2 separate regions of the Homo sapiens genome follow, and region 1 is linked to region 2. The links are chromatin loops, found by intact Hi-C in ENCODE. Cell type or tissue: A673. All regions are shown on one strand. Region 1 has its middle 73 kb from the start of TASL. Region 2 overlaps IL1RAPL1 (interleukin 1 receptor accessory protein like 1).

Region 1 (4,000 bases), 580 kb after region 2:
ATGCAAAAATGGAACTGGAGAAAGTTGAAGATGCCATGCTGTTGGCTTTGAAGATGGAGGAAGAAGAGGCCATGAGCCGCAGAAGGCAATGAATTCTCGTAGCTTTTAGAAGCTGAAAGAGGCAAAGAATGGGTTGTCCCTTAGATAAGCCTCCAGAAGGAACCAGCCCTGCCAGCATCTTGACTTTAGCCCGGTGAAACTGATTTTGGACTTCTGGCCTCCATGACTGTAAGAGAATGTATCTGTGTTGTTTCAAGCAACTAAATTTGTGGGAATTTGTTACAAAAGCAATAGGACACCAACACAATTTCTAATTTCAGAACTACTCTGGAAGGATGGTATTATTGCTATACAACTACACACACGTTTATCAGATGAAGAAAATGAGACAGGAAGAGAGATTAAAACAATAAATAACTAGGCAATGTACACAGCTACAGAATGATAGAGACAAGCTTGGCAGCTAGGTATGACTTGAAGTCCACAGACCATTCTCCTCTATCATACTGGCTAATATGAACTGTCAAGGCATATTTCACTGTGTATTGTCCTAAAAATTTCTTCTCCTGTTAATAAATAAAAAGAAGCATATCAAAGTGTCCTATTTACATGTATTTATTTTAAAGGGAAAGTATTTGTTCAAAACAATGGGCTGATTGAACCATATACTTGCAGGGTTCTAGTGTGTTTCCATAAGGAGGCTTTTATATTCCAAATGAAACTCTTCTATCCCTATAGATATGGGAAATATAATGCAGCTAGCAAGAATGGATTCTGGGCTGGGCACAGTGGCTCACGTCTGTAATCCCAGCATTTTGGGAGGTTGAGGTGGGCAGATCACTTGAGGTGAGGAGTTCAAGACCAGTTGGCCAACATGGTGAAACCCCATCTCTACTAAAAACACAAAAATTAGCTGGGCGTGGTGGTGCACGCCTGTGGTCCCAGCTACTCGGGAGGCTGAGGCGGGAGAATCACTTCAGCCCAGGAGGCTGAGGTTGCAGTGAGCCGAGATTGCACCACTGTACTCCAGCCTGGGCAACTGAGTGAGACTCCGTCTCAAGAAAAAAAAAAAAAAAAAAAAAAGGATTCTGCATGAAAACTCCATGGAGAGGAATTATAAACCAAAGAGTAGCTACTCCTAATGAAAGCATTGCAGAATTGGTAAGGAGCTTGGCCTCTGCCTGAAGGTTTAATATTTCTATGAAGGTGCTTTATAGTGGACGCGTGATACGCTCCTCATCTAGGTTTCACAGGAGTCTCTCCCTTGCCAGCTAAATTAAAATTCAAAAAGAATTTTCCAGAAATATATTACTTGCGGTTGCATTTTGTAATGTTTGAGAAGTGCTGAATTAAAAGATGTATTAATAAATCTTAGAAGCATAGAATGAAGCAAATAGTGAAAAAGTCAAATGTTTTATTTAATTATGATACATTTATCCAATGTGTATGGGTTCCCTTCAAAGCCCCTGGAAGATCCTGGATTCTGTGGGAGATTACTAGATATTTTGTGATTTGATCTTTATTCAAATGAAATCTTATAACTTCTTCTACCAGAAAGATTTTGACAATTTTAATGGATGCATTTCAGTAAGTTATTGAAACATCAGCATAGGAGGTAGTTTTAAACATTTGCAGAAAAGCATTTAGAGATTAGTCTGGTAAAATAGTGACATCTCGTGGCAAGAATTGGTAACAAAATCTCTAACGTTAGAAAAAAAATCAATGTAAGGAAGCCAAGTAAAATGGAAGGGGAAAAAAACACTAAATTTTTGTTCTTGTAGATAAAATGAATTGTTCTCATTTTAGCTTTTGGTTGTAAGAAAAAAATTCTGGGGTTTTGACTTATATGTTTCATACTAACAAAGACGAAAGAGTTTAATTTGGAAAATAAAAGCCCTCCTATGGAATAGACCAGGGTGCTGCAAATAATTTATTCCAACTCACTGTTTAGAACAAAAAATATTCTACCTTTGAAGTTCATGTAACAAGAGAAACTTTGATTTGTTTCTACTTTTTAAATAAAAATAGAGGAAACATGTTTTTCCCTTTAGTGCCCATAGCAGATGCTCTTGGAGATTTTGTCCATGTTTCCTCTGCTGACCCTTTGTGGCTCGGGTGGACTGAAATACATTGCATGCATTATGTCTGCCTGGGGTCTATCTCTGGCTGCAGAAATGAGTCCTGCCTGTGCTGGGCAGTCAGGAATACCTGGAAGTTAGCAACCCCATGAACCACTCAGAAGCAATGGGGCAAAGGGATAAATAAATGCCTCAGCTTCTTCCCCCACCCCCTTAGTGGGACCATTCTGAATTGTTTTCTACATGCTCTCTCAGGAGGACCTCAGCGGAACTAAACTCCAGCTGCCTACAACAGTAATTTGCACCTTTTATTGTCTTTCCTCTATTCCTAACTCCTTCTCTACGCTTCCTGGCGTCACTACCAAATAAACTATGTGCATTCAAATCATTGTCTCAGGGTCAGCTTTTGGAGAAATCCAAACCAAAACAACAACAACAAAAACAAACAAACACCCAGTGATGTACCCAAGCTGTATATACACACATGTAAATGTGTTTCAAAGAAAAAAAAAATGAGTTCTAAGCATTTTTACTAGTTTAATTAGCAACACATCAAAATGAAAAGAACAAAGACAAGTCTAGCCTATTTTGGTTTTATTGCAACAGTAAAGCCTTTTACAGCTGCTGGCAGCCCTGCTGCTATTCCTCTGGGGTCCTTCTCTTTATGAAAATGGAAGTTCAACATAGGGGAATTGCCTCAGTAAGGAAAGAGGGCATCTCTACTCCAGGGATTTTGTATCCATTCTAAAATCCCTGTAAGAAAACTTGAACTGGGTGCTGAGAGCTGGTTGAACCAATTAATTTACTAATTGGCTCAGGAATAATATATTAAGATTGCATACTTGAAGACCCAAGAATTAGAAATGTATCTTAGAAAATCTATTCATTCATTAGGAGTTGTCTTTTTTTTTTTTCTTTAACAGCCAATTTAAGCCAATTTAGTCAACTATTTTTCTTCACTTTCAAGGGCATGTGAGGGGCAGAGAGACCAGTGAGTATCTCAATATTTTACACAAAACAGATCCCAGCCCAGGAGGTAATATAAAAAAAGATGGGGGTGCGGCTAGTAAGCACTTTGACCATCAATCACACGTAAATTTCAACCTCTGGCCACAACTTTGCATCAAAAGTCAATTTATTCCGACCTGATGGCAATGGAGGGGCAAAAAAAGCTGTTTTATTTTGGCATGTGGAAAATTACAAAATAAATCTCAAATGTATTCACCTGAACTCTTGGTCACAAACAAGTCAAACATGCTAACTACAGCATGTGACTAATAGCACTTTATATACCAAGTGATGTTGGTAAAGTCATGTTTTTATTTTCCTTTAAAAGAAAACAATTTCCAAGCCAATTATTCATCTTCTCAAGTAGTAAATTTATGAAGTTTGGCGGTCATTAAACTAAAAAAAAAAAAGAAGAAGAATTGATGTGTCCCGAGTTTCAGAACAATAAATGCCTTTTTTAAAACTACCATATATTCTAAAACCAAATCCCCATCTTCAAATCTATGAGTGCATCCTATTTTATTAGATTTCAGAATACCAGAGTATCTTTCTCTCTGAAAGTATAATATTAATAGCGAGGCATTGTGCCTAATATTTTACATGTATGATTTCATTTAATGCCTATGACACTGTGGTACAGTTATTGTGATTACATACATTTTACAGACAAGAATGCTGAATATTTAGGAAAGTTGCCCAAATTCAAGTCTGTCTAACTGCAAACTCAAGCCCAACCAGGTATCACTGCATTATAAACAAACACAAAATCTCAATGGCATATCACTGAGAACATTTATTTCTTACATGTCTGCACATCAGCTGAACTACCTCAGTTCAATTATTCTTGGTTGAGCTCAGTTGAGTGGCTTCAAGCTGCAGGTTGAATCCACCTCTGCTCCACATGTCACTCAACC
Region 2 (4,000 bases):
AAAGTTCTCCTAAATAAAATAATCATATTTGCATTAGAGCCACCGAGGCAAACAGCACAGTAGATGGGTGAGTAACTCAGTCTCTAAAATCAAATTTGAAATCCTTGCTTTTCTTTAATACCAACTGTGTAACTTTGGGCAAAACATTTAACTTCCCTAAGCTTTAGTTATCTGATAAATAGAATGGGGAAAATAATAGTATCAACCCTTCAGTATGTTGTCAGAATAAAATAAGACAAAAAAATGTGAAGGGCTTGACAGAGCCTATACAAGGAAAGTCGTTAAATGCTATTTATTATTATTAGAAATAGATATTAGGGGCCGGGTGCAGTGGCTCACACCTGTAATCCCAGCACTGTGGGAGGCCAAGGCAGGTGGATCACTTGAGGTCAGGAGTTCAAGACCAGCCTGGCCAACATTGTGAAACCCTGTCTCTACTAAAAATACAAAAATTAGCTGGCGGTAGTGGTGCAAGTCTGTAATCCCAGCTATTTGAGAGGCTGAGGCAGGAGAATCACTTGAGCCTGGGAGGTGGAGGTTGCGGTTAGGCGAGATTGCGCCATTGCACTCCAGCCTGGGTGACAGAGTGAGACCCTGTCTCAAAAAAAAAAAAAAAAAAAAAAAAGAAAAGAAAAGAAAGAAAAGAGAAAAAAAAAAAACAACTAAATGGTTTTAAGTCAAAGATTGTATTTCTTACTGGAAGATTGCTCCTTTAGTGTAAGAACTGTCTGGTGAATTCCCCACTGCAGTATTTTTTGACATATTGTTTCTGCCTTGGATAACTTTCATTTGTACAATAGTCTCCAATGATGAATAATAATGCATTTTTAAGTAAGATAAGCTGTGGTTAAGTGCAATGTCTGTTGTGCTAACTCTGCCTCTACAGCACCCCATCACCTTTTGCATAGGGTTAAGTGCATTTAAATGTATATTGAATTGTTTGAAATAAGTGACAACTGTAAAATGTGAGCCATTCCTGTTAGTAAAATTGTTTGTGTATATTACAAGAGAAAAATAATTTTTCTACATTATGCTAAGTTAAAACTTTCTACTCTTTGGAACAAGCACACTTGATGTTCTCTTACTCAGCAAATTTACAACGATTTTAATTTCAAAGCCCGTGTTTAATCCTAGACTCTTTGAGGTTTGAAAAGAAAGAGAACATTGAAGGCTGTTCCCCCTTCTTTATTGGGCAATAGATTCCCTTTGAATAATATTACTGAATGCTGTTAAAATAGACACCTCTGTTGTCAAGGTGACTATGGTACTAAAATAGTCTACCTTTTAGGGATGTGAGTCAAGGAGAAAGGTATGCAGCAGCTAACAATATGATTGTATCTTTCTATAGTTTAGTATATAGCCAATCAAGGAAGAGATTTTAGTAGAAATATCATACATATACAAGGACAGAAGTAGCTTCTCATAGTTAAAAGCAACTTAAGTGTTGTGTAATTGAACTTCTTATCCTGCCATAACATCTTCTGAAGTGATCTATCAGCTTATACTGGATCACATTCCCTTCTCAAGGAAGTCCATTTTATCTTTGGAAAAATCCGTTAGAAAGCATTTCACTTTCACTGTCTATCCATTGGCCCTAGTTCTGTACTTTTAATCACTCTTCCCCAAGACAGCCCTTCAAGTGTTTGATGACAGTCACCATGAGTCTCTGAACCTTTACTTCACTAGATTCAGCCTCTTTAGCTTCTTTTACTCATTCTTCATTTGTATTAGCGAAATACTTTTACCATTCTGGTCACTCTCTTGAATCTGCTTTAATTAAAGAGTTTGAATTAGTCCTCAAAAATGGAGTTAGGGGAGAGAAGATATAGGGCACATAAAAATGTGTTGACTTGAACAACATATTTTGGGGGGGGACAAGGGAGGGGTGACAGTTAAGTAGGAATCAAAGGAGAAGGGGAGGAAAATGAATTATATCTAAGGATAAAGCTATTAAAGCTCTGTTTTTACAGAGAGGCACACAGCCAAGAAGGGGTCAAAAAACCTCCAGGCTAAGTTGCCCAAAGCTATGAAACCTTCCATTTCTAGAAAAATAAATGAAGAATGAAGAAAATTATTTGAAATTTTTTCCAGTAATATTTGATTTCCTAAACATGAAAAAAATGTGGTCAATGTTAGAGTATTCTTCAGTACTTAAGTCTTTTAGTATGTTTTTCAAATATGCGTTTATACCAACGGCATTTTATTCTTGATAAATAAAAGCATTAACAAGCCAAAAAAAGGTCCTTCCAAGACATGTACTCCAAAAGTCCCTCTTAAAGTGAATGTATGCCTTCCTTTTAAGGGAGCTGCAGCAAATGAGTCATCAATTCACAAAGACACCAATGGATGCAATTTCCTGCTCTTGAGGGACTCATGATTATATGGAATGATCTATCCCACCCATCTTGGGGGGATAAAAAGGACTTTCGTTCACATATGACATGACCTGAACTTTACCAGCCCTGCAAGGTTCAGGAGAACAGCACACAGCATATATGAAATTATAGGTTTGGGTCTTTGATCATTGAGTCTCTAAAAAGTCAAATGTCTGTCATGCTAACAATTATGTAATTATCAGGTGAGTTGCTATATTACTCAGAATACTAAGGCTTAGATAAGGAACTGGAAGCTTTCACTATTAATTGTATTTTTCTGCCACTTACTCATAAATTCCTTAACTTATAAGCCTTCACAGTCTTCCCTTTTAAAACCTCCCTAGAGAGACATGTTCAAACATTTGTTGAATACTGATCTTGTATACCACAAGCTGTCATTGCTTCTGACAGGTAAACCTTCCAGGACATTCCTTTGCCAAAATTATCTAAGCAATTTTTCCTTCACTGTTACCTTTTGTTCATTATCATTGACATAATAAAATGATTTCAGAGCCCTCCAATGGGTGGTATGGATTCTTTGAAACATTGCTTCCTTGTATCAAATGTGTCTTCCTTAATGCCAAGGGGATACTATAATAAATAATTCAGCTACATTTGAGCTAGGCTATGTTCTGGGTCAGCCTTTTATCTGCGTAAAAGAATCATAATTCCATGAAAGCCTGCAGAAAATCTACCAAGAAATTTGACCATAGAAAAATCTTGCTCGAGAATATCCAAAGTTGCCAATTCCTGCAGCCAGAAAAGGTATTAGGTTCATCAGAATCTCATCAGACATGCAATATAGATATATTTCACTTACTATACAGAGCACTAGAATATGCAGCAAGAGAAAGACAGAGAATGAAACGGCAAGGCCCATGGGCCATATTGGTTTATGACTGCCCTGCTCCTTACTCTTCACTCCTGCCAGAAGCTTCTATTCAATCCTCTTTGCCAGACTCTGGCCTGGCAAGCTTGAGCATTAGATCCTGGCTTCAAAAATAATAATCAAAGTAAAGCGCTGACAAATTAGATATTGGGTTACTTCTTGTTCTTGTTATTGCTCATACTTGATTGAATTCCACATCTGAGTCTTTGAATCTTTTACCCAGATACACTTGCTACTGCCTGTCCAACACACACTGAACACTGACCTTCAGTTCTCCTCCAAAGCTCTGATCTGTCCTATTCTCTCCATTTTTTACATTTTCCATTTCTCTGACACAAACAATAGTCCAGGTAGATACCTAGAAGTATTGTGCTCTGACCTCAGGCCTAGACACTCTTGTACCCATCAAGCTGTCTCAGATTCCTTCTTCACTCTCTGTGCCTTCTGTCTATACTCTCATTTTGAATGACCTCACAGTGTAGACATGTTTATTATCTTAATGGTTAAGAGCATGGACTTAGGAGTAGGGCTGGCTGTGTTCAAAACCCAACTCTGTTCTTACTAGCTGTGCTATCTGGGGCAAATTACTTAATCACTTTGAGCCTCAAATTTCTCTTCTATAAAATGGGAATAATAATAAGACCTCTCACATAGAGCAGCTGTGAGGATTCAATGAACTCGTATGTGTAAATACTTATCACAGTGTCTGACACATACTTAGCACCCAAAAAATGTT

Evidence for each region. Peaks named below come from ENCODE experiments on the same cell type or tissue, not always from the same donor. Only the 100,000 strongest peaks of a DNase experiment are listed, where the experiment ranks them.
Region 1: it touches region 2 in a loop (2.5-fold over the local background); 2 of 110 quality-filtered maps call a loop at or near these places.

What each region holds. Positions count from the first base shown.
Region 1 is chrX:30,502,846-30,506,845 of GRCh38, forward strand. No RefSeq gene overlaps it. Among named protein-coding and RNA genes, the nearest start is that of TASL, 73 kb to the right of the region's middle. In A673, a CTCF peak has its summit at 1,674 (motif pointing left); a DNase peak (open chromatin) is centred at 1,676.
Region 2 is chrX:29,920,194-29,924,193 of GRCh38, forward strand. All of the region lies in intron 8 of IL1RAPL1 (interleukin 1 receptor accessory protein like 1), which reads left to right. Among named protein-coding and RNA genes, the nearest start is that of MAGEB2, 290 kb to the right of the region's middle. In A673, no CTCF peak of the experiment used is centred here; a DNase peak (open chromatin) is centred at 2,338.